Regions from separate parts of the Homo sapiens genome. Here region 2 is linked to region 1. A link is a loop called in an ENCODE intact Hi-C map of the cell type or tissue named here. Cell type or tissue: CD4-positive, alpha-beta T cell. All regions are shown on one strand. Each heading gives the region's core, and the rest is flanking DNA. Links, peaks and the distances in the headings are about the cores only.

Region 1 (16,112 bases), core at 3,951-11,950:
TACAGAAATATAGACCAATGGAACAGAATAGAGAACAGAAATAAAGCCACATACCTACAACCGTCTGATCTTCAACAAAACTGACAAAAATAAGCAATGCGAAAAGACTGTCTATTCAATAAATGGTGCTGGGATAACTGGTGAGCCATATGCAAAGGAATGAAATTGGACCCCTACCACTCACTACACAAAAATTAACTCAAAGTGGGTTAAAGATTTAAATGTAAGACCTGAAACTATAAAAATCCTGGAGGAAAACCTAGGAAATACCCTTCTCGACACTGGCCTTGGCAAATAATTTATGGTTAAGTCCTCAAAAGCAATTGCAACAAAAACAGAAATTGGCAAGTGGGACCTAATTAAACTAAAGAGCTTCCACACAATGAAAGAAACTATAATAAACAGAGTAAACAACCAACCGAATGGGAGAATATATTTGCTAACTGTGCATCCAATAAAGGTCCAATATTCAGAATCTATAACGATCTTAAATAAATCAACAAGAAAAAAACAACCCCATTTAAAAGTGGGCAAAGGACATGAACAGACACTTACCAAAAGAAGACATACAAGCAGCCAACAAACATATGAAAAATGCTCATCACTCATCAGTAGAGAAATGCAAATAAAAACTGCAAATAAAAACTTTTTAGTATTAGCCATTCTGACTGGCTACTACTACTACATCTCATACTAGTCAGACTGGCTACCACTAAAACGTCAAACAAAAAGAGATGCAGAAGAGGCTGCAGAAAAGAGGGGATGTTTATACACTTCAGGTTGGAATGTAAGTTAGTTCAGCCACTGCGGAAAGCAGTTTGGAGATTTCTCAAAGAACTTAAATCAGCACTCCACCCAACAATTCCATTAGTAGAGAAATACCCAAAGGAATATAAATCATTCTACCAAAAATACACATGCATTTGTATGTTCATTGCAGCACTATTCACAATAGCAAAGATAGGGAGTCAACCTAGGTGCCCATCAACAGTGGGCTGGATAAAGAAAATGGGGTACACATACACCATGAAATACTATGCAGCCATGAAAAGGAGAAATTCATACTATTTGCTGCAACATGGAAGCAGTTAGAGACCATTATCCTAAGTGAATTAATGCAGTAACAGAAAACCAAATACTGCATGTTCTCACTTACAAGTGGAAGCTAAACACTGAGTACACATGGACATAAAGATGAGAGCAATGGACTCTGGGGACTGCAGGAGCGGGAGGAGCAGGAGGTGGGTGAGGACCGAGAGACTGCCTACTGCGTGCTGTGCTCACTGCCCAAGTGACAGGATCATCTGCTCTCCAAACCAGAGTGTCACACAGTGTTCCCGTATGACAGACCTGCACATGTACCCCCTGAATCTAAATTAAAAGTTGAGATAATTTTTTTAAAAAAACTACCCACAAAGGAAAGTCCAGGCCCAGGTGGCTTCGCCACTGAAATTGATCAAACATTAAGGAATTAGTACCAATAATTCATAAACTTTTCCCAAAAAATACAAGAGGAAAGAACACCTCCCAGCTCATTCTATGAGTCTGGTATTAACTGGACTAATAGTAAACTAGACAAAGGCATTGCAAGAAAATCAAAGAACATTATCTCATGAATATGAATGCAAAAATTCTCAACAAAGTACTAACCAAATCTGGCAATGTATGAAAAGAATGATGCACCATGACAAGTGGGATTTATCCTAGGATATAAGGTTGGGTTACCATCCAAAAATCAACTAATGAAAAACACCATAGCAATGGAAAGCAACATCCACAAGATCATCTCAATAGATGCAGAAAAGATGTCTGACAAAACCCAACATCATTTTAGGATTAAACACACTCAACAAGCTGAGAAGAGAAGATAATTTATTCAACTTGATAAAGGGCATCTATGAAAAAACCCACAGCTAAATCTGTAATTAATGATGAAAGACAGGACACTTTCCTCCTAAGATTAAGAAAAGTACAAAGATGTCTGTTCTCACCACTTCTATGCAACATAGAATAGCTGTGGCAATTAGGCAAGAAAAGAAAAGGCATCCATATTGGAAAGGACAAAGTAAAACTAACGTTTTCATAGATAACATGATCTTGTATCTAGAAAATCTTAATGACTTCACTAAAAATTACTAGGACTAATAAATGTGCTCATCAAGGTGATGAACATAAGATCAATATACAAAAATCAATTGTATTTCTATACTTTCACAACGAACCATCCAAAAATACAACATTCTTTAAAAAATAATTCCATTTACAATAGCTTTGAAAAGAATAAAACACCTAGGAACAAATTTCACAAAAGAAATTTACAATATACACTTCTGAAACTATAAAACATTGTTGAAAAAAGTTAAAGAAGATGTAAATAAATGAAAGTATATCTGACGTTCATGAATTGGAAGACTTAGCATTGTTAAGATGGCAATATTCCCCAAATTGATGTACAGATTCAATGCAATTTCTATCAGAATCCCAGAACCGACTTCTTTGTAGAAATTGACAAGCTGATTCCAAAACTGGTATGGGATTACAAATGATCCAGAATAGCCAAAACAATCTTAAAGAAGAACAACAAAGTTGTCGGACTCACATTTCCTGATTTCAAAACTTTTACAAAGCAACAGTAGTCAAGACAGTGTGGTACTAGCATAAGGATATACATACAGATTTGTGGAATCGAATTGAGAGTCTAGAAATAAAACTGTGTGTCTATGGCCACATGATTTTTGAAAAACGTAAAACACCATTCAATGGGGAAAACATAGTCTTTCCAACAAATGACACTGGGACCACTGGGTAAACATATATGCAAAAGAATGAAACTGAACTCTTATCTCACACCATACACAAAAATTAACTCAAAATGAATGACAGTCATAAATATTATAAGAGTTTTACAGCTAAGAAAACTGAGGGGTCTTCATGACCTCAGATTTGACAACGGATTCTTATATGTGACACAAAGGCAACAAAGAAAATATACGTAAATTGGAGTTCATAAATATTAAAAACTTGCACTTCAAAGGATGCAACTAAGAAACTGAAAATACAATGTCTTCCACAGCATGGAAGAAAATATTTGCAAATCATATATTTGATAAGGGATGTTCATCTAGAAGGTATAAAAAACACACTTCAAAAATAAAGAGGCAAGTAAGCCAATTTAAAAATTAGCCAAAGGATCAAAACAGACATTTTTCTGAGGAAAATATGCAAATTGTCAATAAACACATGAAAAGGTGATTGACATCATTAGTCATCAAGGTAATGTAAATCAAAACCACTATGAGTGACCAGTGCACAACCAGCAGGGTGGCTAGAATCCAAAAGTCAGATAATAACAGGCGTTGGTGGGGATGGATAGAAACTGGAAACCACACACACTGCTGGTGGGAAAGTAAAATGGCAGAAAGCAAACTGCCAGTTCCTAAAATGATTAAACATGAATTTACCAGATGACCCAGCAATTCCACTTCTAAGAATATATTCAAGAGAAATGAAAACATATGTCCACACAAAAACTTGTACATGAATTTTATATCAGCATTAGTCATAAAAGCCAAAAGCTGCAAACAATCCAAATGTGAATCAACTGATGAATGGATAAACAAAATGTGGTATATCCTTACACTGGAATGTTATTTGGCTGTAAAGAGACATGAAGTATCAGCTGGGCATAGGGGTTCATGCCTGTAATCCCAGCACTTTTGGAGGCCAAGGTGGGAGGATCCCTTGAGGCCAGTAGTTCAAGACCAGCTTGGGCAACATAGCAAGATGCTATCTCTACAAAAAAAATTTTTTTTTTTTTTTTTTGAGACAGAGTTTTGCTCTTGTTGCCCAGGCTGGAGTGCAATGGCGCGATCTCGGCTCACCACACCCTCCGCCGCCCAGGTTCAAGCAAATCTCCCACCTCAGCCTCCCGTGTAGCTGGGATTACAGGCATGCGCCATCATGCCTGGCTAATTTTTTTTGTATTTTTAGTAGAGACGGGGTTTCTCCATGTTGGTCAGGCTGGTCTCGAACTCCTGACCTCAGGTGATCCGCCCACCTCGGCCTCCCAAAGTGCTGGGATTACAGGCATGAGCCACCGCGCCCGGCCCAAAAAAAATTTTTTAATTAACCTGGTGTGGTGACACATGCCTATAGTCCTAGCTACTGAGGAGGCTGAGGCAAGAGAGCCCCTTGAGCCTCAGAGTTCGAAGTTACAGTGAACTATGATCATGCCACTGTACTCCAGCCTGGGCAACAGAACGAGACTCTGTCTCAAAAAAAAAAAAAAAAAATGAAGCATTGACACATGCCACAACATGAATAACCTGGAACATATTATGCTCAGCTACAGAATACAAATACAAATACAGAATACAAATACAAAAGGACACATACTGCATGATTCCATTTATATGAAATGTCCAGAATAGGTAAATCCATAGAGATAAAAAACAGACTAATGGTTGCCAGGTGCTGGGAGAACGGGGAAATGGAGAGTACATTTGTTTCTCAGGGCTGCCATAACAAACTACCACAGACTGGATGGCTTAAAACAACAGAAATGTATTGTCTCTCAGTTCTGGAGGCTAGAAGTGCTAAATCTAAGATATCAGCTGTGCTATCTCCGGAGGCTCTAGGGGAGACTCTTTCCTTCCCCACTTCTAGCTTCTGGTGGCTCCTGGCAAACCTTGGTGTTCCTGGGCTTGCAGCTGCATCCCTCCAATCTCTTTCTCTATTTTCTTTCTTTCTTTCTTTGAGATGGAGTTTCACTCTTGTTGCCCAGGCTGGAGTGCAAGGGTGCGATCTCAGCTCACCGCAATCTCTGCCTCCCAGGTTCAAGTGATTCTCCTGTCTCAGCCTCCCAAGTAGCTGGGATTACAGGCATGCACCACCATGCTCGGCTAATTTTTGTATTTTTAGTAGAGACAGGGTTTCTTCATGTTAGTCAGGCTGGTCTCGATCTACTGACCTCAGATGATTCACCCACCTTGGCCTCCCAAAGTGCTGAGATTACAGGCATGAGCCACTGCGCCCAGCCTTCTCTATTTTCACGTGGTCTTCTTCTCCGTGTGTCCTCTCCCCTCTATAAGGACACTCATTACTGGCTCAAGGGCCCATGCTAATCCAGTATGACCCCATCTTAACTAATTACATGTGCAAAGACCTTATGTCCAAACATGGTTACTTTCTGAGGTTCCAGGTAGATGTGAATTTGTGGAGGACACTGTTCAATCCACTATAGAGTGACTGCTAACAGTTAAAGTTTCTTTTAGAGGTTATGAAAATGTCCTAAAATTGACTGTGGTGATGATAGCACATATCTGTGAATATACTAAAAAACATTTAATTATATACTCTAAATAGGGGAATTGTGTGGTATGCAAATTATATCTCAATAAAGCTATCTAAAATGCAAAAAGAATTAAGATTCAACAAACCCCCAGTAGAACATCTAAGAGATATACAGGAAGAAGAGGGAAAATTATCCCAGAAGGAAGATCTGAAAGTAAGAAGAAACAGTTAGTATGAGCTGGAATTTAAGTCCTGTATGTCAGATACTTCATTTTGCTCACTGTTGAGTCAGGCCTATAGTAACTGTTCAAAAAATATACGTTTGATAAACAGTTTGATGTGCAAACAAATTAGTAAATAGAGGCACAAATAGAAATAAATATCTTTATTGAATAATAATGTTGAATTTTGTGATTAGAAAATAAGATATAACGAAAATACCAGACAATAGCATTGTAAGCTGGAAGAGTACGGCCAAAGCTAGAGCAATGAAAGGTCTTGGAATTTTTGAAACATAGGCTAAAGATATGGAATAATTTTGGACTTCATAAGTTAAATGTGCATGAAAAACATTTCAAAAGTAACCATTACGAGAATAAAGAGGGTATATAACTTCCTAGCTAATTAAGCAAAAACTTGGGGGAAAAAAAGCTCAATCCAATAGAATGCTGGAAATGAGAAAACTATAGACAAAGTGGAACATTTAGAAAGCAAAAAGAGAGAGAGGACAGAAAAATTCAAACACACCAGAAATAGATTTTTCTATTTAATCTTTTATCTTATAATTGTTATTATTTTTTTGAGACAGGGTCTCGCTCTGTCACCCAGACTGGAGTGCAGTGGCACAATCACAGCTCAACCTCTCGGCTCAAGCCATCCTCCCACCTCAGCCTCCTGAGTAGCTGAGTAGCTGGGATCACAGGCATGTGCCACCACACCCAGCCAATTTTTTTTATTTTTATTTTTAATAGAGGTGGGGTTTCATTATGTGGCCCAGGCTAGTCTAGAACTCCTGGGCTCAAGCAATCTGCCTGCTTCGTCCTCCCAGAGTGCTGGGATTACAGGTGCGAGCCACTGCATCCGGCCAGAAATAGATTTAAATAGCCTAAATCTTCCATTTAAAAGACAGATTGTTATATTAGATTAAAAGCAAATCCAGCTAAATGTTACTTAAAGATACATACCTAAAACGTAAGAAGACAGAAAGACATTTATAGACAGTGCAGCCCAAACTCTTAACCCAAACCCTAGAGCCAAATGTGTTTCAAATTCAGATTAATTTAAGAAATTAATATAGGGTCTATGTTATACATTAACACAGTGGAGTTTGAGGCAGCACCCCATAATCAAACACAGTAATATTTCTGAAAGAAACATAAATATTCACACTAAGTAGAATAAATAAGACTATAGTGTTACATTGGCATAGATCAGGTTTTGCTGCCAAAAGAATTATAAAAATAACTTTGTTTTCCAAGCTTTTTGGTTTTCAGAACTGCAGATATGGAATCACAGACCTGAACCAGGCAAATATTAGCCAAAAGAGAGCTGGCGTACTCATGGAATATCAAACAAACGAGCTTCTCAGGAAAACAACATTATTAGGGTTTACCTTACGTGAAAGTGTTTGCCAGAGCCTCAACTCTCCAGGAAGATATAATTCCATATTTATAGACTTTATTGATATAGCCTCCAAACATATGAAGACAAATTGATAATATAAGGAAATCTGGGTGTACACACCAAATCATTTTCAATTTATTATTTTCTGCCTGTTCCATATTTCAGTGTGTGTCTTGTCTTCCCAGCTACACTATAATAAATAAGCGATGAGCGGGTGGGGAGGCAGGAGGGAAGGGAGCTTTCGTGCAATGACTTCCGCAAAAGGCTCTGGCCCAGCTTACATACTCATTGACTCCTTTGAGTTACCTGACCCTACAAAGTGGGAATTGTTGTCTTTTTGTTGCAACAAGAGAGATTAAATAATTTGCCTAAAGTCACAGTAAGTGTCAGAGTTTAGATTTAAGTTCAGTTCTCTTTGACTCCAAAGATCCAAAACCTTTTCAGTGTATCATAAAATAAGCCTGAGACGTTGACCCTTGATTTAGTGAAATTAAAATGGCAGCCATTATATATGACGGATTGCAATCAGGAGTAGGGTCTCCGCATACCATCCATGATCATTTTCCAGGAGGCATAGTATCAAGTGTCCATGCATGAGCGACACATGCTGAGAGCTTACACAATCATTCTACATCACCTCCAAACCTCATTTTCCCACTGACCTTCAGACAGCTTCTGAATGAGAGGAATTCAAAATCCCAAGACATTCTGTTATTTCTCATCCTTAAACATACATTTTTTATGCTTTTAACACAAAAATGGGGAGTTTTCTGGATAAGGAGTGAACTTCGAATTTAAAATGTAAAGCCTTTTTAAACCTATTTAAATTTTTTTCTATTTCCATTCGCTAATTATCCTCCATAAAATAGAAAGAGAAAATAATTATAACTAAAATTGGTCACAGTAACAGCAGTGGGCATAAAAATACACGGTCAAAAAATAAAGTCTAGAAATAAAAACAACACATTTGCCCTTATGTTTAAAGAACATCAGAGACTACTCAAGAACTAGGATCATGCAGGGAGTACTTCTCCTCACCCCGGATGTCAGGGAATGCTCTGTACAAAACACTGTTCCCGTCTCACAAAGCATCTTGAAGATGGAGACGTGCATACTCACAGTTCACCACAAGAGGGCGGTCATCAAAAGGGAAAGGTCACCCTGCCCTAAGCCCACACCGGAAGGGTGAATCCATGTTTAAGGAGGTTGAAGGTATTTTTATAATCATGGGCTGCTCCTGGAATTGATAAAACACGATCCAAATTAAGATCTGCTTTTCTTCAGTACTATTTTTATGTTGTTAATCCCATTTCAATAATAAATTCTTAGAGATAGTGTATAAAGAATAACAAATTTTCCTGTCTATAGAGTAAAATAGAAGCCACATGAACTACCCACACAAGGCAATTCCAGTGTCAGCAGTAAATGGATTTTATTTTCGGTAAACTTTGCTGAAAAGTGGAGACTAAAAGGGATTCAACCTGCATATACCTTTTTTAAAAATGTGAATTTAAGCCTTGTATTCCTTATAAACTATTGAGAAGTGAAAATGAGTTTACATTCCAGTTTTATTATCTTTTCAAAGGGTGCAAGTATAGCAGCAGTCTTAGCCTCTTTATCAACCCATATCGTCAGCACTAGGTTGCTCTTGCATAACTCATTCTTTCAAATGGCTTCCACTGACAAATGCAACCCACAGATCTGATCTTTTCAATGTACCAGCCAACCAAGAATCTGCCGAGCTTCTTGGCACCAGCCAACTAGGACGTGGCCAGAGCAGGCTCTGGGGTCTATGTGTCTGGGTTTGAACCCTGGCTCCAATTCTTAGTAGCTATGTGTAACCATGGGTCAGTCTCTTACTCTGCCAGTCTCTTTCCTTATCTGTAAAATGGGAATAATAATAGTACCTGCTCCATAAAGCAGTTGTAAAGATTCAGTGATATACATAATGTAAAGCAGCAGTCCCCAGTTGCTGTGGCATCAGGGATTGCCTTCTTGGAAGACAATTTTTCCCCAGATGGGACGGGGAGGGGGTTGGTTTCAGAATTATTCAAGCTCATTACATTTATTGGTGCACTTTGTTTCTATTATTATTACATTGTAGCATATGATGAAATAATTATACAACTCACTATAATGTAGAATCAGTGGGAGCCCTGAGCTTGTTTTCCTGCAACTAGATGGTCCCATCTGGGAGTGATGGGAGACAGTGACAGATCATCAGGAATTAGATTCTCATAAGGATTCTCACAACCTAGATCCCTCACATGCGCAGTTCTTAATAGGATTCATGCTCTTATGAGACTCTAATGCCACTGCTGATGTGACAGGAAGCAGTGCTCACATGGTAATGTGAGTGATGGGGAGTGGCTATAAATACACATGCTTTGCTCACTCACCTTTGGCTCACCTCCTACTGCGCAGCCCTATTCCTAACAGGCCACTGATGGGTACCAGTCCATGGCCCCATGGTTGGGGATGCCTGATTTAAAGCACATGGCAAAATATGTAGTCTCAGAATATGCTCAGTAAATGTTAATTAGCATGGTTTACTTATTCACAAATATTTATTGAGCACCTAGGATGTGCGGAGTATTCTGGGTGCTTGCAACTTAACTATAAACAAAATAGTTAATGATCCCTGCCCTTAAGGGCTTGCATTCCAGCAAAAGGAGGTAGACGGTAAACAACAGGTGTTCTAAGTGACTAAAGCATCCTAGCAGGCAAGAAGACAGTAAATGCTGTGAAAAAGAAAAGAACCAACAGGCTATAGAGACTTGGGAGGGGTGGTTACAGTTTTAAACAGGTTGGTCAGGTGGGCCTCATGCAGAAGGTATGGCTTGTATAAAGAAGTGGAAAAGGTTTGGGAGTACCATGTAGCCGTGGGGGAAAGAGCAATTCTTTTTTTTTTTTTTAGACAGAGTTTCGCTCTTGTTGCCCAGGCTGGAGTGCAATGATGCGATCTCGGCTCACTGCAACCTCTGCCTCCCAGGTTCAAGTGATTCTCCTGCCTCAGCCTCCCAAGTAGCTGGAATTACAGGCATGCACCATCATGCCAGGCTAATTTTGTATTTTTAGTAGAGACGGGGTTTCTCCATGTTGTTCAGGCTGGTCTTGAACTCCTGATCTCAGGTGATCCTCCCGCCTCGGCCTCGCAAAGTGCTGGGATTACAGGTGTGAGCCACTGCGCTGGCCCGGGAAAGAGCATTTCAAGCAAAGGGAACAGTCAGTTCAAAGGCTCTGCAACCAGAGTGTGCCTGCTTGTTCTAGGAATGGCAAAGGAGCGCAGAGCAGCTGGGGTGAAGAGAACATCTCCAAACTGGATGACCCATTCTCTAATCATACATCTCCGCCCACCTTTTTGATCAGTGTTCTCTGTTTATTGATGCTAAATTCTTCCAAGATAACTCTAAAATCACTGTTTTAACCCTACTCTACTTCATTCCTTAAATTCTAGTCTTTTTTTTTTTCCTCTCTTTTTAGTGTCTTTGGATTTAGCCCTTTCTTTCCATCTCCTCTGTCATGACAGAGACAGATTAGGGCCTGTCCCAGGACAAAAAAGTGCATGGTGCCCTTCTTTATAAGTTACAAAGGTCTGTAAAACCTGTAATGAAAGCTGAGGGTTTCTCATTTTTAGGTGCCCCAGCTTTGTCCCTGAATATGTGCTTAATCTGCCAGCCAGGGATCCAGAAGCACCATCTCCCTGTCTGCATTCTGATCACCCACCTCACTTCCAGGTTAGTGCAATTATTTCTTAAAGAGTTTTCCCCTTCGGTACCTCCCAGCTATAATCTATACAACACTATACAATCAGAACTTTCTGATTGACCTAAGATTTGCATTCACTAGTCATCTCTGTATTTAGGGACTTATAATGACCATTTATTACTTACCAGATAAAGTCTTAATTGCAATGCCTGTCCTCATACTTATGAACAACTCGAGGTCAAAAACCTAGTTTTAAACTTCTTTTGTAATCTTAGAAATGCTTAGCAGGATGGATGATACATGTAAACACGCAACGCTTTTTGGATTGATATGAACAGGAAAGACAATTGAAAGAACAAAAGTGAAACTCACAAACTGTCAAGTTCTTCCAGCTCTGAGGACCATATTGATTACTGAACATAATACAAATTCAACTTACATACTAAAAGATTTACTCTTTATAGTGTATCAATCTCTGAGTTTTGACTAATGCATATGGTAATGTACCCACCATCGTAATCAAGATATAGATCAGTTCTATCCCTCTGTGTCTAAACATCTCCTGGTGTCCCTTCGTAGCCAGTACCTCCGCCTGACTCTGGCAATCATTGATCTGTTTTTTTGTACCTATAGATTTTCTTTTTCTGGATGTCATAATGGAATCATCCAGTATATGGCCTTTTGAATCCAGCTTCTTTCACTTAGCATAATGCATTTGCGATTCATCCATTTCGTTGCATATATCAGTAGTTTGTTCCTTTTGCTGAGCAGTCTTTCTTTGTATGGGTAAATCACAGTATGTTTATCCATTTACCAGCTGAAGAACATTTGTGTTGTTTCCAGTTTGGGACAATTATAAATAAAGTTGCTATAATCATTCATGTCCAGGTTTTTGTATAAACATGTTTTCACTTTCCTTGGGTAAATGCATAGAGGTGGAATCGCTGGATCATGTGGCATGCTTAACTTTTTAAGAAAATGTCAAAAAAAAAAAAAAAAAAAAGAAAATGTCAAACTATTTTCTAAGGTGGCTGTAAACATCTGATGTTCCCACCAGCAATAAATGACAGTTAGAGCTGTTCTGCATCCTCACCAGCACTAGGTATTATCCATTTTTTCTTTTTTTTTCTACACCTCATTATTGATCACAGTATTGTCAGTTTTTAAAATTTTTATTATTTCATCAATTAAAATAGAAATATTTATTGCGGGTTTTAAAATTTTAAGCATATTTTAATTAAGCTAATATATGCAAAAAACTACTGTTTCCATCTATAAACAATATTCAAAATTATTCATGAGATTTTTTTATTGATACATAATTGTACACATGTTGGGGGTACATTTGGTATTTTGACACATGCATACAATATGTAATGATTGAACCAGAGCAATTGAGACATCCATCACTCTAAACATTCACCCCGTTTATGCTGGGAACATTCTAATTCCACTCCTCCAGCCATTTTGAACTATACAACAAATTACTGCTAACTATAGTCACCATACTGCACTATTCAACAAGAGATCTTATTCCATTTAACTGCATTTTTGTACCCATTAACCAACCTCTCTTTTTTTCTCTCCATCATTACCCTTCCCAGCCTCTGGTAACCACTAATCAACTCTCTGCCTCCATAAGGTACACTTTTTAAGCTCCCAAATGCGAGTGAGAACACGCAAAATTTGTCTTTCCGTGCCTGGCTTATTTCACCTAACATAATGACCTCCAGTTCTATCCATGTTGCTGAAAATGACATGATTTTATTCTTTTTAAGGCAGAATAATATTCCATTGTGTACGTGCACCTCAGTTTCTTTATCCATTCATCTGTTGATGGACACTTAGGTTGATTCCGTATTGTGGTTATTGTAAACAGTGTTACAATAACATATATCTCTTCATCATACTGATTTCCTTTCTTTTTGGATATATACCCAGCAGTGGGATTGCTGGATCATATGGTAGCTCTGTTTTTAGTTTTTTGAGGAACCTCCAAACTGTTTTCCAGAATGGCTATACTAATTTACATTCTCACCAGCAGTGTACAAGTAAGCGTTCATTCCCCTTTCTCCACATTCTTGACAGCATCCATTATTTTTTGTCTTTTTGATAAAAGGCATTTTAACTGAGGTCAGATGATGTCTCATTGTGGTTTTGATTTGCATTTCCCTGATGATTGGTGATGCTGCACACTTTTTCATATATCTGTTGTCCATTTGCATGTCTTCAATTGAGAAATGTCTACTCAGATCCTTTGCCTGTTTCTTTTAGATTTTTTTTGTGTGTGTGTTTTTGGCTGTTGAGGTGTTTGAGTTCCTTATATATTCTGTTTATTAATTCTTTGTCAGAGGAATAGCTTGCAAATATTTTCTTCCATTCTGTAGATTCTCTTCCCTTTGTTGTTTTCTTGCTGTGCAGAAGCTTTTTAGCTTGATGTAAACCCATTTGACAATTTTTGCTTTTGCTGTCTGTGCTTTTGAGGTCTTACCCAAAAAACTCTGTGCCCAGATCAATGTCCCAAAGCATTTCCTCAGTGTTTTCTTCTGGTAGTTTCATGCTTTCAGGCCTTAGATTTAAGTCTTTAATCCATTTTGAGTTTTTTTGTGTACACAAGGTGAGAGATAGTTGTTTAACGTCATTCTTTTGTATATGGTTATCTAGTTTACCCAGCACCATTTATTGAAGAGACTCTCCTTTTCCCAATGTATGTTTTTGGAGCCTTTGTCAAAATGGGTTGGTAGTAAATGCATGGACTTATTTATGGCTTATCTACTCTGTTCCATTGGTCTATGTGTCTGTTTTTATTCTAGTACCACGCTGTTGTTTTTTTATTTCGTTTTTGTTTATTTTGAGACACTGTTTCACTCTTGTCACCCAGGCTAGAGTGCAATGGTGTGATCTCGGCTCACTGCAAGCTTCACCTCCCAGGTTCAAGTGATTCTCCTGCCTCAGCCTCCCAAGTAGCTGGGGTTACAGACATCCACCACCATGCCTGGCTAAGTTTTTTTGTATTTTTAGTAGAGACGGGGTTTCACCATGTTGGCCAGGCTGGTCTCAAACTCCTGACCTCAGGTAATCCACTCACCTTGGCCTCCCAATGTGCTGGAATTACAGGTGTGAGCCACCAAGGTCACCACCTGGCCTACCTACTGTTTTTGTTACTATGGCTTTGTAGTAAATAGTCAAATATTTGAAATTGAAGTCAAATAGTGTGATGTCTCTAGCTTTGTTCTTTTTGCTCAAGATTGCTTTGACTATTCAAGGTCATTTGTGGTTCTATGTGAATTTTAGGATCTTTTTTTTCTATTTCTATGAAGAATACAATTGGTATTTTGATAGGGGTTGCATTTAATTTGTAGATCATTTTGGTTAGTATTAACATTTTAACACTATTCTTCTAATTCATGAGCATGAGATATCTTTCCATTTCTGTGTGTGTGTGTCCTCTTCCATTTCTTTCATCAGTGTTTTATAAAATTTTTGGAGACATCTTTCACTTCTTTGGTTAAACTGATCCCTAGGTATTTTATATTTTTTGTAGTTGTTATAAATGGGTTTTTTTTCTTGATTTCTGTTTCAGATTGTTCACTGTTGGCATATACAAATGCTACTTATTTCTTTTGTTGATTTTGTATCCTGCAATTTTATTGAATTTGTTCATGAGTTCTAATAGGTTTTTTTTGGTGGAGTCTTTAGGTTTTTCAAAATATGATATCATGTCATCTGTGAACAAGGTTAATTTGACTTCTTTCTTTCCAATTTGTATGCCCTTTATTTTTTCTCTTGTCTAATTGCTGTGGCCAGGACTTCCAGTACCATGTCGAATAGACGTGGTGATCCCTGTGGGCATCCCTGTCTTATTCCAGATCTTAGAGGAAAGGCTTTTAATTTTGCCCTGTTCAGTATATGTTAGCTGTGGATTTGTCATATATGGCCTTTATTATTTTGAGGTATGTTCTTTCTATACCCAATTTGTTGAGGATTTTATCATAGAAGAATGTTGGATTTCATTAAATCATTGTGGTTTTAAGTTGCAGTTCCCTAATGACAATGTTGAGCATCCTTTCCTGTGTTTCCTTGCCATGTGTACATGATCCTTGATTAAGTATCTATTCAAAACTTTTGCCATTTTTAACTGGGTTGTTTGTTTCTATATTGAGTTTTGAGAATTCTTTAAATATTCTGGATATACATCCTTATCAAATACATGTTTTGCAATTATTTTCTCCTAGTATGTGGCTTGCTTTTATTTACATACAATAGAATTCACATTGGTATACATGTCTATGAGTTCTAACACATGCATAGATTCTTGTAACTACTACCACAAACAGGACATTCCAACACCTAAAGAATTCCCTCATGTTCCCCCTTTGCTCAGACCCTCTCCACACCCCAACCTCTGGCAACATATTCGCTGTCCCGTAGTTCTGCTTTTTCCAGTATCTCAAATAAATGAAATCATATGATATGTAATCTTTTGAGACTGGCTTAGTTCACATAGCATAATGCTGAGTAGTATTCTGTTCTGTGAATACACCATGGTTTATGTATCCATTTGCCCATTGAAGGACACTGAAGTTGTTGTTTCCAGCTTTTGGTAATGAAGATTTTTGGGAAATAAATGCAATTTTCACAATGAATAAATACAAAACATTAGACATTGTTGAAGACAGCAGATTCAAGCAGCACTGTTATGTTTGAGAAAGTCAGTAAAGAACAGGCATCAGGAAAGTGGAAAGAAAGGCCACCATGGGCTCAGCTCAATTAGGATGATATACATAACACGGAATGAGAGAAGCAAAAAATTCTTATGAGGAACTGGATGAGCCAGAAGAGTTGCCCAGGTCAACACTGGACCCTGGCTTGCAGTTGAGTGCAGGAAAGAGAGAACTGTTGGTAATATCATGAAGCTACAATCACATTAAATATTTTATTTAGGCCGGGAGCAGTGGCTCACGCCTGTAATCCCAGCACTTTGGGAGGCCGAGGCGGGCGGATCATGAGGTCAGGAGATCGAGACCATCCTGGCTAACACGGTGAAACCCCGTCTCTACTAAAAACACAAAAAATTAGTCGGGCGTGGTGGCGGGCACCTGTACTCCCAGCTACTTGGGAGGCTGAGGCAGGAGAATGGCGTGAACCCTGGAGGCAGAGCTTGCAGTGAGCTGAGATCGCGCCACTGCACTCCAGCCTGGGCGACAGTGCCAGACTCCATCTCAAAAAAATATATATATTTATTTATATTTTTATAATTTCCCTTCCCTGCTTCTGAGAAAGCATTATCATAAAAAGCTATTTGCATCAAGACAGCTAAAAATTGAATCATAAAGCAAATTCAGAAGCCATATTGAGGAAGAGGCAAGGGGGAAAAATCAGCTAAGAACCTGAAATGAGATATGTATTTATTTTCTGGGATTCCTATGGTCTAAGACAAAAAGAGATAATTTTTATTCTCTTGGTTGTTAATTGAAAGAACATCAGTT
Region 2 (16,112 bases), core at 5,106-13,105, 200 kb before region 1:
TGGGTTCTCCAAATATTAATTTTTCCTGAATTCTGAGCATCAACAAGTATTAATATTTTATCATGTTTTATCATGGGTCATTTGTTTTCATAGTAACTCTCATTCTCATTCATTCTATCTCTACTTTTTCTCCTAAGCCATTTGAGAGTAAGTTACACACAAGATGCCCTTCTACCCTTAAGTATTATAGTGTGCAAAGACAAGGATATTCTTTGAGATAGCCTCAATACAATTATGAAAATCAGGAAATTGACATTGATCTAAGGTCTAATCTATAGATATTTTTCAATTTTTTCCAGTTGTCTCACTAATGCCCTTTATAGCAAGAGAAAAAAGTGCTGGTCCAGAATCCATCCCAGATCACATGTTGCCATGTCTCCTCAGTCTCCTTCAACCTGGAACAGTTCCTCAGTCTTTCCCTGTCTTTTGATACTTCACTGTGTAAGTATGTGTGTGTGTTTTAAAAGAATACAGGGAACTTTGTAGAATGTCCCTCCCATTGTGTGTGTCTTATGTTTTCCCACAATCTGATCCAGGCATGCGTTGTTAGCAGAAGTATCACAGAGTGATGTTATGTTCTTCTCAGTGCATTACATGAGGAGGTACATGATGCTGATTCATCCATTAGTGGTAATGGTAACTTTGATCACTTGGTTAGAGTGGTGTCTGATAGCTTTCTCTATTTATTTTTTTTCCCTTGGCAGTCAGTAAGTATTTTGTGGCAAAGTACTTTGACACTATATAAATATCCTGTTTCTCATCAAACTTTCACCCATAAAATTTAGCATTACATGATCTGCTCTGCTTTGAACTTTGTAATAACTTCTCATGCCTTTAAGATAAACTCTGAAATGCTTAATGTAGCCAGAGGCCCTGAATGGTCTGGTTCTTGCTTACATTATCAGCCTCATTATGAGCTGCTTTCCCCCTTGCTCTCAACTCTAATCACACTGGCCACTTTCAGTTCTTTGCTAATGCACTGCACACCTTCCCTATTCAGGATTTTTACATAGGCTCTTCCTTCTTCCCGGAATGTGTGCCCCCCAGTTTCCTTTTTGCTTAGTTAAGCCTAGCTGAGCACAGATGTCACATCTACAAAGAAGCGTTCTCTGTTCCCTCACACTAAGTTGAGTCCCATGTCCCTTTTTCATAGTTGTAGGGCTCACTGTTGGTTGCCTGTCATTGTTCTTCCTCTGAGATAAGTGAACAAATTCCCATTAAAAGGGAACAATTAGAGAATACAAAACATTTGAAATCAAGCACATGAAATGTTTAAATTCAATAAGAATAATGAACTATAAATTAACGTATGACTAATAAGAGTCCCAGAGAGGGAGAAGGGATAGCAAAAGGAGGAAACTTTCAAATAAATAATAAAAGAAAATTTCCCAGTACTGTGGAAACTTGACTTTGCATATTGCAAGGATCTACCGAATGTCCAGAATAGTAAATAAAGAATGACCCACACCAAGACATAAAGAAATATCAAAACATGACACATTTCTATAACTAAAAACTTCTGGAGCCAAAAATAAAAACAATCTACAATGGAGCAACTGATGGAGGTTTATTTTTCCTTAAACTTCTAAAGGAAAATGGCTTTCATCCATAAATTCTATACCCTATCAACCTCTTAATAAAGTTTTGAGTAGACTAGACATCATGTCTCATGCAATCTTTCTCCTGAACAATCTTTCTCTCTTACTCCAGTGGAGTAGCATCAGAAGAAAGATTGAAGTAAAAAAAAAATGGAGAAAACCAAGAAAGAGTTATGCAAAAGACTCCAAGAAACAGGGGATTCAATAGAGGAGAGTGGCAAAGGCAAGTCCCAGGTGGATGAAGATAAGCAGCCACCCAAGAGAGCAAGGAGTCTAGATTGAAGGAAAACAGAAGGCTTCAGGAAGGTATCTCTGGGGGGGTGGGGTGGTTAAAAGTGGAATTGATCAATATTCTGAAGATATTGACCATGTGAGAAATAATACTGAGAGACACTCATGAGATATATGAGATAGTTGGGAAGGATGACCAATAGGTATAAAGAAAACTGGGCAAATGATAGACAAGACAATTATTAATCTAGGCAAAATAGAAGTTGTTCAAGAAAGGAAATGTTATCATGACACACCACTTGGCTCCAGGGTGGACAATATTTACATAAGAACACAATGTAAATATTGAATCTTAGGAGAGTAGAGGAAGGTTAAGTGAATAGAGGTTTAAAGAGGTACAAAGAACCATAATAGGAAGTCAACGAAACGAATGAGGTCTAAAATGGGTAAATGAAAAAATGTCAGTAGGATGCTAAGTAGAAATATGGAGATGAAATAACTGAAGAAAGATATGCAGAGTTGAAGTTGGGTGCCTCTGGAAGGCAGGACTGGGGAAGGAGCAGGAGCAGAAAAGGGCAGAGCAGTGTGCAGGAAGAGCATTCCAAGCAAGAGGCTGCTAAGGTCACTGCAATCCCAGGTCAATTTACCAAGCACCTTTTTCAGACCCCAGGTTCCTCCAGGCAGAGATACCAATCCGTTAGTGTCACAGATGTGACACATGCATACATAATTACATAACTAATGACACAGATGTAACCAGAGAGGATGGAAGAAGTGATGCACCTGTAGTATTCCAGAAATTGTTAAAGACACATGTTTAGGTTTCATTATTTATATTAGGTTCGTGCAAAAGTAATTGTGGTTTTTGCCATTAAAAGTAATGGCAAAATTACTTTTTGCCACAATTTGATTGTGGATTCTGTGCTTATAAATTAATGCTGGTTGGTTTTCTTCCAATTGCCTTCAAATAATTTAATGTTTCTAAAGTTAAAATTATATGTTATTTATAGATACTATTGCTTACTAAACTGGTCTACCGGGATTTCTATTGTGTTAAATGTTCTCCTACATGTAAATTAGTGAGCAAAACATAAGTGTACTGCTCAGTTATCACAAAGTGAACACCTGTGAAAAACTATCTCGATCAAGAAAGAGTGCGCTAGCCCCCTAGAAGCACCTCTTCTGCCCACACCCAATCACTACACCTTCCTCTTCCTCAAAAGTAACTGTCATGACTTCTAATAATATACCTGAGTTTTTCTTGGTTTTTGGACTTTACATAAAATGGGGTCCTGTAATATGTATTTATTTGTCTGGATTTTTTGCTTTTTTCTTTTATATGTATTGTGGAAGTACTTTTGTATATAGACCTTGTATTTCATGATTTTGCTAAGCTCACTTATCAATTCTAATAACTTATCTGTATGTATTTCCTATAGGATTTCTATGTATAAAACTATAAAACTCTATTTAATAAAAAATCTCTTCCATTCCAACCCTTTTCTCCTGTATTTCTTTTTCTTGCCTTATTGCATTTACTAGTAATTCTAATACATGTTTTCTTGTCCCTAATTTCAAGGAAAAAGCTTTCAACTTTTCACTATCACATGTTGGTTGCTATAGGTTTTTGTGTGTTCATTAGATAAAAGAAGCTCCTTTCTATTGCTGACTTGCCAAGGATTTTAACATCTTGAGTAGATCTTGAATGTATCCAATTGCTTGTCATGTACCTATTAAAATGATCATTATAATATCTCTTCTTTATTCTGTGAGCATGCTATATACCAAACTGGCATTCCCAAAATCAACCAATCTGAGCAAGGTTTATTATCCTTTTGACATATTGCTCCATTCACTTCATTAATATTTTGTTCAGGGTTTCTGAGTAGGATTCACCTGTAGTTTTCTTATAATGTTTGTTATATTTTGTATCAAGGTTATTCAAACATTAGAGATTATCTTTGTTCTTTACTATTCTTTGAAAAAGTTGCAAAAGTTTAGCGTTACTTCTTTCTTAAATATTTGGAAGAATTCACCATTGAGACTCTGAGGCTAAAGTTTTCCTCGTGGGAAAGTTGGCAATTATAGATCCCATTTATTTAATAGTTATAAGATTATTCTGATTTTTATATTCCTTGTTGTGTCAGTTTTGGTCAGTTGTGACCTTTTAAAGAACATGTCAATTTCATCTAACTCATCAAACTTACTGTTTAAAGCTGTTCATGATATTCTTATAATCTTTTAAATTTGCATTTGAAAAGGATCCTGTTTGCATCAGGATCTATGGTATTGTCTCCTTTTTGATACCTGGTAATAGTTGTTTGTGTTTTCTATCTATTTTTCTTAAATCAGTATATCCAGGAGTTTATCAATTTTATTGCTCCTTTTTCAAGAATGAACTTTCAGTCTTACTGATCCTCTTTATTGACTGTTTTCTATTTCATTAACTTTTCCTCTTACCTTTATTCTCTCCTTTCTAACTTTTTGGGGAGTTTAATTTTCTTACGTGATGCTAACCTCTGAGATGAAAGTTTAGATCATTTATTTCCATACCTTGTTCTTTCCTAACATATAAATTTAAGGCTATAAATTTTAAGCATGACTTTAACAGTACCCCACCCATCTGGTTTAGTAGTAGTAGTAGCACCTTTGTCACTTTGAATCAATTATTTTAATCAATTATTTTAAAAATATTAGATCTACCTTTAATCACATTCCCTCATAAGCCTCTAAACTATTTTTTAAGTTATCTTCTTTTATTTTATCATTTTTTATTTTTTGAGACAGAGTGTCACTCTGTTGCCCAGGCTGGAGTGCAGTGGCACAATCTCGGCTCACGGCAACCTCCGTCTCCTGGGTTCAAGTGATTCTCCTGCCTCAGATTCCCAAGTAGCTGGGACTACAGGTGCGTGTCACCACACCCAGCTAATTTTTTGTATTTTTAGTAGAGACAGGGTTTCACCGTGTTAGCCAGGATGGTGTCCATCTCATGACCTCGTGATCCGCCTGCCTTGGCCTCCCAAAGTGCTGGGATTATAGGCGTGAGCCACTGTGCCCAGCCTTATCTTCATATATTAATTTGACAGAGGAGGGGGAAACTTTCAACTTCCCATTGTATAGAGGACAGGTGAGAAGGATGCGGCACACCTGCCTGTTTGGTCCCACATTCAAGCTTCATTCTTCCCACCCAAATTCCTCAGCAAGACTTCTCAGTTGATTACTCCCTTCTCTGAGCCTCTGTAGTATTTGACGTCCGCTTTACTCATTTTGACACTTGACAATAAGCCTTCTTACTGTGCTACTTTTTCAGGTGTGCACGGATTTTCAATCAACCTATTGTGATAAGAAGAGGTACTAGATCCTTACAAATATTTTGCGTCTCCGTTAGCATGTTGCATGGTGCTAGATGTGTGAATCACAGTCGGTAATCACGTAAGACACAGGCAGAGCAGGTGTATGGGTAGAGGGGACAGGGCTAGCGTGCCCTGCCCACATACTCTCAACACTCATGTTTCCTGTGCAGGCAGCAGCTTCTTACTGCAATCCTCTACAACTGCGCCAAGGGGCTCTCTCCAACTGCTGAGCATGCTTTTCCTACCTCCAGGACATTCTATGATGCTGGGAGTTGTGTCAGTGACAAACGAGAGTTGGTCCATGAGCACCCCAGCCTCCTCTTCTCTCCAGTGGAATGAATGAGGTGTGCTCTGTGCAGTCTCACAGAGTTACCTGGTGTGCTGAGCCCCAGAGCCCACAGTGGTCATCTGCTAATCAATGCACTCTGCATTAGCATCCGTCCCTTCCCTGCCTCACCTCCCCATTCCAAATGCTTCCTGAGATCACTTCCCAAACAAACTACTTTTACTTAAATTCAATCCTCATCTCAGGGTCTACATATGGGGAAATAACCCAAGACTGTCTGTCGGCCTTTCCTTCTCTCTAAAGGGATTATCCATCATTCGGAGATTAACAAAGCTTAAAAAACAATTTTTTTCTGTTTCTTACTTTTTCTGCTTCCCAATTTTATTTACATGACCAAAACAAACAAATTTTAAATACAAGTTATAAGTTATTCAAGTAGCACAAGAAGAATTTTTGGCATAATTATTTATTTATTTATTTATTTATTTTGAGATGGAGTCTCGCTGTGTCATGCAGGCTGGAGTGCAGTGGCATGATCTTGGCTCACTGCAACCTCCATCTCCCAGGTTCAAGTGATTCTCCTGCCTCAGGCTCCCGAGTAGCTGGGATTACAGGTATGTGCCACCATACCTGGCTAATTTTTGTATTTTTTGTAGAGATGGGGTTTCACCATGTTGGCCAGGCTGGTCTCCTGGCCCCAAGTGATCCGTCTGCCTCGGTCTCCCAAAGTGCTGTTACTAAAGGTGTGAGGCACCGTGCCCTGCCAATATAATTCTTAAAATGAACTTGAGCAGTTTGGCGACGCCTGACCTAAGTCCTAGGGGAAAGCCCAGGGTTTCGATTCTGTTGCCATCACTTACTGTGGGTGTGTCCATGGGAAACTCACTCAAGTTATTCAGGCCTCAGGTTCCTAATTTTAAAACGGATAGTAACATCTGGTTCCACTAACTTTAGATTGTTGGTTTGGGAAACAAAGGAAATAATGTAAGAGAAAGCACTTTATAAACTGAATTACAAACAAAACGTGGGATGAAATAGAGTGTCACCTCTTTTCATGAGGTTCTGGAACTAGTCTTGCAGTGTTTAGAAAACTAATCACAAGAAAGAGAAAAAATGAAGGGAGGAAGGAAAGAATAGACTTGCCTAAAAGATAGGTTGTTTCGAAATATTTTCCCCCACGATGGTAAGACATAAACTCAATCTGTGAATTTTATCCAAGTCCCAGGTTTTGTTGAGAAACAAGTGAGCTGGGAAGGAAGAACTAGAAAGATTAATTCACTGCATTGCTTGGCCTAGTAACCATGGGCCAGAAGAGAACCTATGCCTACTTCACACTTCCGTGTGTGAACAAGGCATGTTATTTATTGTGTCTGCTAGGCACAGAGTGAAGACTTCAATATTTGCCAGAATGTTTGTGCTTCTTTCTAAATTCAGAAACTTGCCTAAATGGCTGGACGCAGTGGCTCAGGCCTGTAATCCCTGCACTTTGGGAGACTGAGGTGGGCAGATCACCTGAGGTCAGGAGTTCGAGACTACCCTGGCCAACATGGCAAAACCCTGTCTCTACAAAAAATACAAAAATTAGCTGGTTGTGGTGGCGCACGCCTGTAATCCCAGCTACTTCGGAGGCTGAGGCAGGAGAACTGCTTGAACCCAGGAGGTGGAGGTTGCAGTGAGCTGAGATCACATCACTGGCACTCTAGCCTGGGCGACAGAGTGAGACTCCATCCTTCCGCTCCCCTACCTCCCCGCCCGCAAAAAAAAACTTGCCTAACTGCTCCAACCATAAAACTGAAATGTCAGTGGTGGAAGATAACATATAAAACACCTGTATTTTCCTTTAAGTCATTCAGAACTTATTACCTAGGAAACAAAATACTACAAAGTTATAGGCCAAAAAATAAGTGTTGAGAAGCTCACTACTGGAAATAAAGAGGTTCAGAAGAGTGTGAAGAAAAACATCAAATTATGGAATGTTAGAAGCAGAAGCAACCATGCTGGTCAGCTTATTTAATACCCACCTTTTACACACAAGAAACTTGATCTCCAAAGAACTTATATGACCCCATATCACAATGACCTATTTCCACTATATCATCATTTGAGAATTCTGTCAGCTTCATAACTCATATTATGGTTTAACTCATTTAATCCCCACAATTCTGAAGAGTAATTATAATTGCTAGCATTCCTCCTAAGAAGAAAAGTATTCAGAGCCGGTTGCTCACTTTTTTTATGGTCACACAGCATGTAGAGGCAGAAATTTGCCTTAAATGAAGCTATTTTGCCTTCAGCATCTCTGCTCCTTGGAGTTTACACACCCTCCTGTGTGCTTTTTTCCTACAGTGGAGAGAGGACAGGGCAGGGAAACAATTCATTATTTGACCCTATAGCAATAGGGTCATTAAAATCTGACCTTTACTCCGAAAGACTATCATTTACTGTTCAAAAGAAACACCAGACAGTGACTCACGCCTGTAATCCCAGCACTTTGGGAGGCTGAGGCGGGCTGATCACGAGGTCAGGAGTTCGAGACCAGCCCGGCCAATACAGTGAAACCCTGTCTCTACTAAAAAATACAAAAATTAGCCTGGCATGGTGGCACACACCTGTAGTCCCAGCTACTCAGGAGGCTGAGGCAGGAGAATCGCTTGAACCCAGGAAGCGGAGGTTGCAGTGAGCCGAGATCATACCACTGCACTCCAGCCTGGGCGACAGAGCAAGACTCCATCTCCAAAACAAACAAACAAAAAAAAACCAGAGGTTAAAGTGGCAATTGCTAAGCATTCTAAGCATTCAGAGTGTGAATGAACAAATGAATGAATGAACAAATGAATGCTTGACTTCCTAATTCAACATGGAAATCATCAGAAATTACCTCACATGGCCACAAGATGTCACTACTTCACACCACTTCAGAAAAATCACATTCTAAGTCAAGAATTTTAGATCCTTTGGACAGAGGGAATTTCTTGTTCCTCATTGAGAAAGGCTTAGTTATTTTGCATGTGTTTTGGGACTGCTTCCTTGTTTTCTCTTAAGTCTATCTACCTCAAGAGATACTGCAAAACGTAGACTTTAAATGAAGGCTGAGGCTGAATGCTCTTAAGCTGGGAAGCATTAATCAAGAAGTCAATCACTCACCTGTTTCCAGGGACTTCTCAGCAAAAACAAAGGCAGGATTGACACTTTGACTACTCTGTTACCCTGCTCTGTTTGCAAAGCTTTCTCTCAGCACTTTCTTGTAATTCTACCTCTCTCATTGCTTCAGATTCACAAAAAAACAGTGATTCAGCAACATCCAAAAGGCAGCACACTGGGGTTTTAAATAGTGCTTTCTTCTTGAAATGTTTGCCTCACACCTTCCTTACCGGGAATAAGGTTCAAATTACTGCAGTGAGTTTACATAAGCTATTAATGCATTTAATTATTCAGTTCAGGGCTGTCCTGGGCTTATTGGTATTTTTTTTTAAGTATCATGAGACTCCAGTTTGCAAATCATCATTTCAAGTTCTTAAAAGTTTTTATACACCAAAATAATGTTAACCAAGCTTGATATTTCAACTTCAGCTATATTTAACATTGATAAAATAAACTTCAAATTTATTTTGATGGAAATATTTTATTCATGAGATCAACTGATGCTTGTAGATTGATTTTTAACAGTCCTAGAAAGTTTTAGAGTTTGATGTATTTTATTGGCATTCTCTATTAGATTCCCCTTCCTAACATTTCTTATTGAAATTGTTGATAAATAATCTTCATCAATTAGCCATTCAAGTTTGATGGGGCTGAGAAGGAAGGAAGCTCATTCATAAAAAGAAGCTGCTTGGTGGGTTTGGGGATCATTCAACTTTATAGGCCAAAAAAGCTGTTTTGCCTTAAAGGTCCATATTTCACACCACTTCAGAAAAATCCCATTCCAAGTCAAGAATTTTAGATCCTTTGGACAGAGGGAATTTCTTGTTCATCATTGAGAAAGGCTTAGTTATTTTGCATACGTTTTGGGACCACTTCCTTGTTTTCTCTTAAATCTACCTCAAGAGATACCGCAAAAAATGTAGACTTTAAATGAAGCCTGAGGCTGAATGCTCTAAAGCTGGGAAGAATTAATCAAGAATTTCTGGTGATTTCCATGTTGAATTAGGAAGTCGAGCATTCATTTATTTGTTCATTCATTCATTCACACTCTGAATGCTTAGAATGCTCAGCAATCGCCACCTTAACTTCTTAGGAAGAACAAATACATCCCATTTACTGAGAGGCTAAACAAACAGTCACTCGCCAGGCAAAGGGTTAAACGGTTCAGAGAAGGAGGCCTCAATCTCCACATTGTGATGGACTATACAATATGTAAAAGTCATTTCTTACTAGCAATAGTTTAAAGAGTTAAGGTTTGCAAGTGATTTTCCACTTAAAATTAAATAAATTACCTAACCGCATTCAAGTCAACCCCCATTACAACTTCACTGGATTTCATTCCTTGCTATGCTCATTAGAGCAGGAGAGAAAGAGACGGGAGATTTCATGGCATGTGGACATTCTCATCCTGTAAAGTTAAATGGAAAATTAAAATTCCAAACTCTATAGGAAGCATTAGACTTTTCCACAGATAAATGCCGATACCAAAGAACAACCAGAAATATAAAACAACAAAACAAAACAAACCTTCAACACAAAAACTAGAAATAAAATGCCAACAGGGGCTGGGATTATAGATGCCTTATTCCTTTTCTGTATTTTCAAATTTTTCTAAAAGGAATATATTTTTTAAATAAAGCAGCAGAAACCAAATGCCCAACCATTAGGGGACTGCTTTTCAAAATTATAGCACATTTATTTACACACTATTATGCAGCCATCAAAAACAACTTTTAGGAAGTTTCTGCAATAATATGGAGAAATGCTTATGATGTAAAACATTTGCAACAACTTGAAAAGCTCGATGCAGGGCACAGAATTTCTCTGAAAGGCCACATAAGAAGATAACACTGGCTGCATCCAGATGATGAAAACAGAGAGCTGAAGGTAGGCCTAGCAGGGAGAATTACTTTTTTTTGAGACAAGTCCCACTCTGTCACCCAGGCTGGAGTGCAATGGCACAAACTCGGCTCACTGCAACCTCCGACTCCCAGGTTCAAGTAATTCTCCTGCCTCAGCCTGCTGAGTAGCTGGGATTATAGGCGTGCAACACCATGCCCGGCTAATTTTTGTATTTTTTAGTAGAGACGTGGTTTCATCATGTTGGTCAGGCTGGTCTTGAACTCCTGACCTCATTATCCACCCACCTCAGCCTTCCAAAGCGCTGGGAGTACAGGAATGAGCCACCGCACCTGGCCTGAGAATTACATTTCTCTATACATTTTTTCTCACTGATCCAATTGGCAAAACATAAGAGTCTGCTAATACCAAGTACTGATGAGAATGTGGACAAAGAAAAACTGTTACACATTTTGGGGAAAGAAAAAACGCATACAACCAGCTGGAGAACAAGAGCACCCGAGCAAGCTGAGAGTGCATTTCTTTACACTAAGATCCTGCAATGCCACTGCATGATGTCCACCCTGTCACCAGAGAAATACAAAAGAACGTTCACCATAGCACAGTTTATTACCACAGAAACAGCAAGAACCACTAAAGGTCTCTATGGGTTGAACTGTATCCTTCCTGAATTCATATGTTGAAGTCCTAACCCCCAGGACTTCAGAATGTGAATGGATACAAGGTCTCTGAAAAGGTAAATAAGTTAAAATGAGGTCATTAGGGTGGGCTTTAATCCAATATGACTGGTGACCTTATAAGTAGAGGAGATGGTCAAGCATGGTGGCTCATGCCTGTAATCCCAGCACTTTGGGAGGCCAAGGCAGGCGGATCGCCTAAGGTCAGGAGTTTGAGACCAGCCTAGCCAACATGGCAAAACCTGTCTCTACTAAAAATACAAAAAAATTAGCCGGATATGGTAGCGGGCGCCTGTAATCCCAGTTGCCTGGAAGGCTGAGGCAGGAGAATCCCTTGAACCCAGGAGGTGAGGTTGCAGTGAGCCAAGATTGCACCACTTCACTGCAGCCTGGGTGACAGAGCGAGACTCCGTCTCAAAAAAAAAAAAAAAAAAAAAAAAGGAGATTAGGACAAGACACACAGAGGGAAGACCATGTGAGGACACAGTAGGGAGACAGCAGCCACAAGCCAAGAGGAGAGGCCTCAGAAGAAACCAAACTTGCTGACACCTTGATCTCAGACTTCTAACCTCCAGAACCATGAGACAATGTTTATGTTGTTTAAGCCATGCGGCTTGTGGTACTTGGTTATGGCAGGGCTAGCCAGTTCATCGGGAGGAGCACAGATGAATACATTCTCAGTTATACAGACAATGAGACACTACATAGTCTCTAACAGAACCACTAACTACCAAAAGCTGTAAAAGACGGAAGTCCAGTATGGACTCCCAGGAAATGGAAAACTCGTAGGAACTTCGTTCCAGCATGCTGGACTTACCCCACCCGAATCCTAGAGGCCCAGAGAACTTGATTGAGCACCACCATCAAGGGAAAGCCTGGACTTTAAGGGACTAGGAAATAGAGAGCCATAGGCTCAATTTCACTAGGGCCATTTCTAGTGCTGGTCACTAAATGCAGGGGCCAGAACCCCAAACTCAACCCACCTATCCGAGATGGCCCCTCTTCATTATCCCAGAGAAAATCCTGCCATGGCTAATGGAATTCATTCATTCCCTCATTTGTTCAACTAACATTGATCCAATACCCTTTTGAGTCAGAGACTTGCCAGGTATGAAGAAATGAGTTGTCAGGCACCTGGCAATCTGGTTGGGGAAGGACAAATGACATCAAGCTAATCACAACACAAGGTGTTATCAGGGATCTATGAGCAGAAGCTAGAAGTGAGAAGGACTTCACAGGAAAAATAGCAACTTGTACGGCACATTTTCTCTGTCTAAAAGGCCTTCTGCCCTTTTTGCTTTGGGAAGTGCCTATTCAAAAAATGTTGTTCTTTTAGGCAGCAGAACTTAAAGTTACAAAGGCACCAAGTCACAAACGCTGGCTGCATATGGAACAGCTGCCTGCCTGAAAGGAGGGCCAGGAACCCAGGCTGGTGAGGGTGGAAGGGAAGGGCATGGGTTTTATGGTGTAGACAGCAGGAGCTGGCAGGAGTTTTGATGAAGAGGAGCATCCTGAAGGGCTCACCAGGAAGAGTCCCAGGCAGCAGCATGGAGGACTGGAGGGAAAAGGTTACCAGTGACCATGCAGAAAACTTGTCCCAGCATCTGGTGGCTTTTCCAGACCAGCGGACACAGAGACAGTTGCAACCTGGGACTGCAGCTGGAAATGCTGAAAGGCCATTTTGCCCATCAAGCAGACAATAGACCGAAAGAAAGCCAGGGATGAATGGACGATTGATTGTAGCCAGCAACTGCTTAGACAGTGTAAATCGTAATGCCAAAAGTGCATATCCCCTATGAATTTTCTTTGTTCGAGAACAAAAGGGGCCATTGGATCCTGAGGGCCATGTGGACACAGAAAGGCTTTTTTCTAGAAAATTGTTCCCCGTCTGCCTCCACAGGTTGGATCAGCAGTTACAATAAAACTGTCTGTGAGGCTGCGTAGGATCGGAGGCCAACCCACACTCGGAGAGTGCAGACTTATAGGTCCCCAGGAAACACCCACCTCACCTGGACACTCATTTTCAGGCCTAAGAAGGGTGTTCCCAGCTGAGAAAATGTCCCAGGAAAGATAGAGGGCTCCTCTGAGACCCACCGTGCTGGGTGTTTTTTAGAGAAAGCATGGCTATTTGTGGGAAGTACACCCTAGTGGGTCAAGAGAAGGTGCTTCCACCCTCATCTCTGCTACAGAAGTGATCTGTGATGCCTGGGGCAAGACATTAAACCACCCACCCACCCTGAGCCTCAGTTTCCTCAAATGTAAAAAATAAGATGAAGCCAGTACTTCCCAAACCTGGCTGTACATCAGAATTTGTGGGAAGCTCGTTAAGAATACTGATTCCCAGGCATGGCTTCAGACCAACTGAATCAGAATATCTGGGGAGTGGGACCCAGGAGTCTGTTTGTAATCAAAAATCTGTGAGGGCATCTGTTTCCTGCGGATCCCTAAGGTCTACCGCTTTATAAGATGCCCCTGGATTTAGAAATTCAAATAATGGAGAACATAGCTCCATTCCCCAACCCCATGGCTAGTATTTTGTATTTCTCGAGATTGATTCTTGAGGGAGGCTTAGGTTACTGCTGGGCATATTTTAGTCTGTTCTCTTATCTCCTCCCAATGCCAGCCTAAACTAGAAACAGGTTTAGTTCTCTTTTTAAAGATGAAATGTGTCTCCAGCTATGGTAGTAGAGGGGAACATTACGTAAGAATCCAGTAATTCTCCACCTTCCTATTCTTAAAGGTCTCCCTGACCAGGCCACCCACTGGGAATTTCCTTTCTCCTCAGGCCCCAATTTTCTGCCATCTCTTTATTCCACTGAGTAGTCTCTGCCCAATTTCCCCAAAGTTTACATATACCAGCTACTTAAAATCTAGGCCAAACTTCGCATATCTCAAAATGCATTAAAAGAACCATGTTAAACAAAAGGTCTTTTAGGAACACAAAGCAATCACAGATGTTCCAAAAGGCCTTCTTTTTGATGTAAACAATTTAGCTAGGCTCTCACCTCCCCATTCCACCAGGATATAATCACCATTAACCACTGGGAAGAAGGTTATGGTAACACGACCATTATCCCACGTTGATATCAATCACACCGTTCCCCTGAGAAAAGGGAATGGTGACCATCAGCAACTTAACAGCAAATCTATCTCCCCACTCCTTGCGTGTTTAGCAAGCTCCCCAAGTGACAAGGCCAGCTGGTCAGCATTTGGAAACCACTAGACCAGGTGAGTGCTGGAGTTACTTCCAGCTTTAAAACTCCGTTTCTTTGAAAATGAACGTGCTCTGCACCAGGTGGTGGGATGGACCCTGGAGTCAGCCAAACCAGGATTCCAACCTCAGCTCCTCCACTAACTAGCTGGATGACTGTCGTCAAGTTACTGGCTACTTGCTTTCCACATTTGCAAAAGAGAATACTGCCAAGTTCACAGACTGTGTTAGGAATGCATGTGAAAGTAGCTGCCAATAACTTAGTTTTCTTTGTCTTAGCACAGAGTAAGTAGCGTCAGATAATTTTAGCGCATTAGACAAAGCTCACATGGGCTGCACCTTCTCTAAGCAAATACCTTTCCTCTGGAGCTTCATGAAGTCTTTCACTAAGTCTGCAAACTTCACTAAAGATCCCTCCGGAGGGGGATTGGCCACCCTACTACCCCTACGGGGAACCATGAGAGATCAGTCTGCTCCACTGGGTACCTGCTGCATTGATTGGCACTGACATGTTGCAAGCTCAATACCCAATTTCAGCACAAGGGCAAGCTTAACTTCACCTGGACATGAGGCTGGAGAGCAGTGATGCTGCTGTCCTGGGTAACTCTCAACACTGTAAAATGAGATCACTCTAAGAAAACAAGAATCAGGCAATCCATCACTTTATAATTTCTGAATGCTGGAGTTCTCCTGGGCACTCCTACTGTGCACTCCTCCGGATCATGTCTTTCTGGGCATATCGTGAACTCTCCAAGAGCAGAGAATGGGGGACTTCAGCATCTTTTACCTGCAGTGCCTCACAGAGTACCAGGCCCACACCAGACATGACACATTTGATAAATAAGTGAATGCATTAATTAATGGAAGGGTGGACCAGAGGGGTTCAGACTATGTAAACTGGCTGCCTGAGTAATTATATCACGTAATGTACTTTCAGAATTCCCTGAAAACACAAGCCTTTATTTCGGAAACTAATTCTGAAAAGCAGAAATGATGTTTCCCAGTGCAAAAGTGACTCAGTCAAAACTGTCAAGGGCAATGATGCATTAAACTAATTCATTCAATCCCTCATTCATTCAACAAACACTTACTGAATCTTCATTACAGGACAGGCACTATGCCAAATCCCAGAGACAAGAAGAGAAAAAAGATGTGGTCCCTGGAGGAGCCAGGCATCAATCACTTTCTTTAAGCTTCCTGTGTGGTTCCAATGTGCAGTGGGAGTTGAAAAGGACCGTCTGGGAGCCTGCAGAGTAATGGAGGGACACACGCCGCACCAGTTCTGGGGGTCACCTGCTAACTCCTCTGTTCTTCTTCCAGTTTTCTTCTCCCGCCTTTTTCTCTCTTAGCCAGTCAAAATCTCAGACTGAATTATTTATTGCTTTTTGCAACCACTGAATAATATCTGAATAATATTCTTGCTCCATATAGTTACCTTCAAAGTACAAAAAAAAAAAACAACTGCAATATTTTAGATTTGGCTTTTTCAAAAACAAAACCAGAAAGTGTATTTATTTTCAACTGAAAGCTCACATTCCAATAAGTATTTATGAACTGCATCTTATATTTAGGACAACTTGGAAATCTAAGGTAATAAAAACAGTCCCAACCTTCCGTCTAAATGTTGGTCCTCAGTTGAAATCTTTTTCTATGGGTAAGTGGTTTTCAGAAGAAAAAGGATGCTAATCAGTCTCCTATGTGTTGTTCTTTTTATACAGAATAAAGCCTCATGTTTGTGTCCCAGGGCCTAACACC

What was found. A loop is a pair of places that touch in the nucleus more often than their neighbours do. Peaks named below come from ENCODE experiments on the same cell type or tissue, not always from the same donor. Only the 100,000 strongest peaks of a DNase experiment are listed, where the experiment ranks them.
Region 2: a loop joins it to region 1, with 4 times the contacts of the local background. A loop is called at or near these places in 40 of 110 quality-filtered maps.

The regions. Positions count from the first base shown.
Region 1 is chr6:20,283,824-20,299,935 of GRCh38, forward strand. It overlaps LOC101928573 (a long non-coding RNA gene), which reads left to right. Exons shown (of 4, transcript XR_007059489.1): 2 at 10,553-10,652. Among named protein-coding and RNA genes, the nearest start is that of MBOAT1, 79 kb to the left of the region's middle. RefSeq lists a silencer at 7,873-8,174. In CD4-positive, alpha-beta T cell, for the core only: CTCF peaks have their summits at 8,075 (motif pointing right) and 8,274; a DNase peak (open chromatin) is centred at 8,058.
Region 2 is chr6:20,083,858-20,099,969 of GRCh38, forward strand. MBOAT1 (membrane bound glycerophospholipid O-acyltransferase 1) reads right to left here. Exons shown (of 13, transcript NM_001080480.3): 13 at 15,827-16,112. Among named protein-coding and RNA genes, the nearest start is that of MBOAT1, 120 kb to the right of the region's middle. RefSeq lists an enhancer at 8,336-8,839. In CD4-positive, alpha-beta T cell, for the core only: CTCF peaks have their summits at 8,350 (motif pointing right) and 8,549; a DNase peak (open chromatin) is centred at 8,374.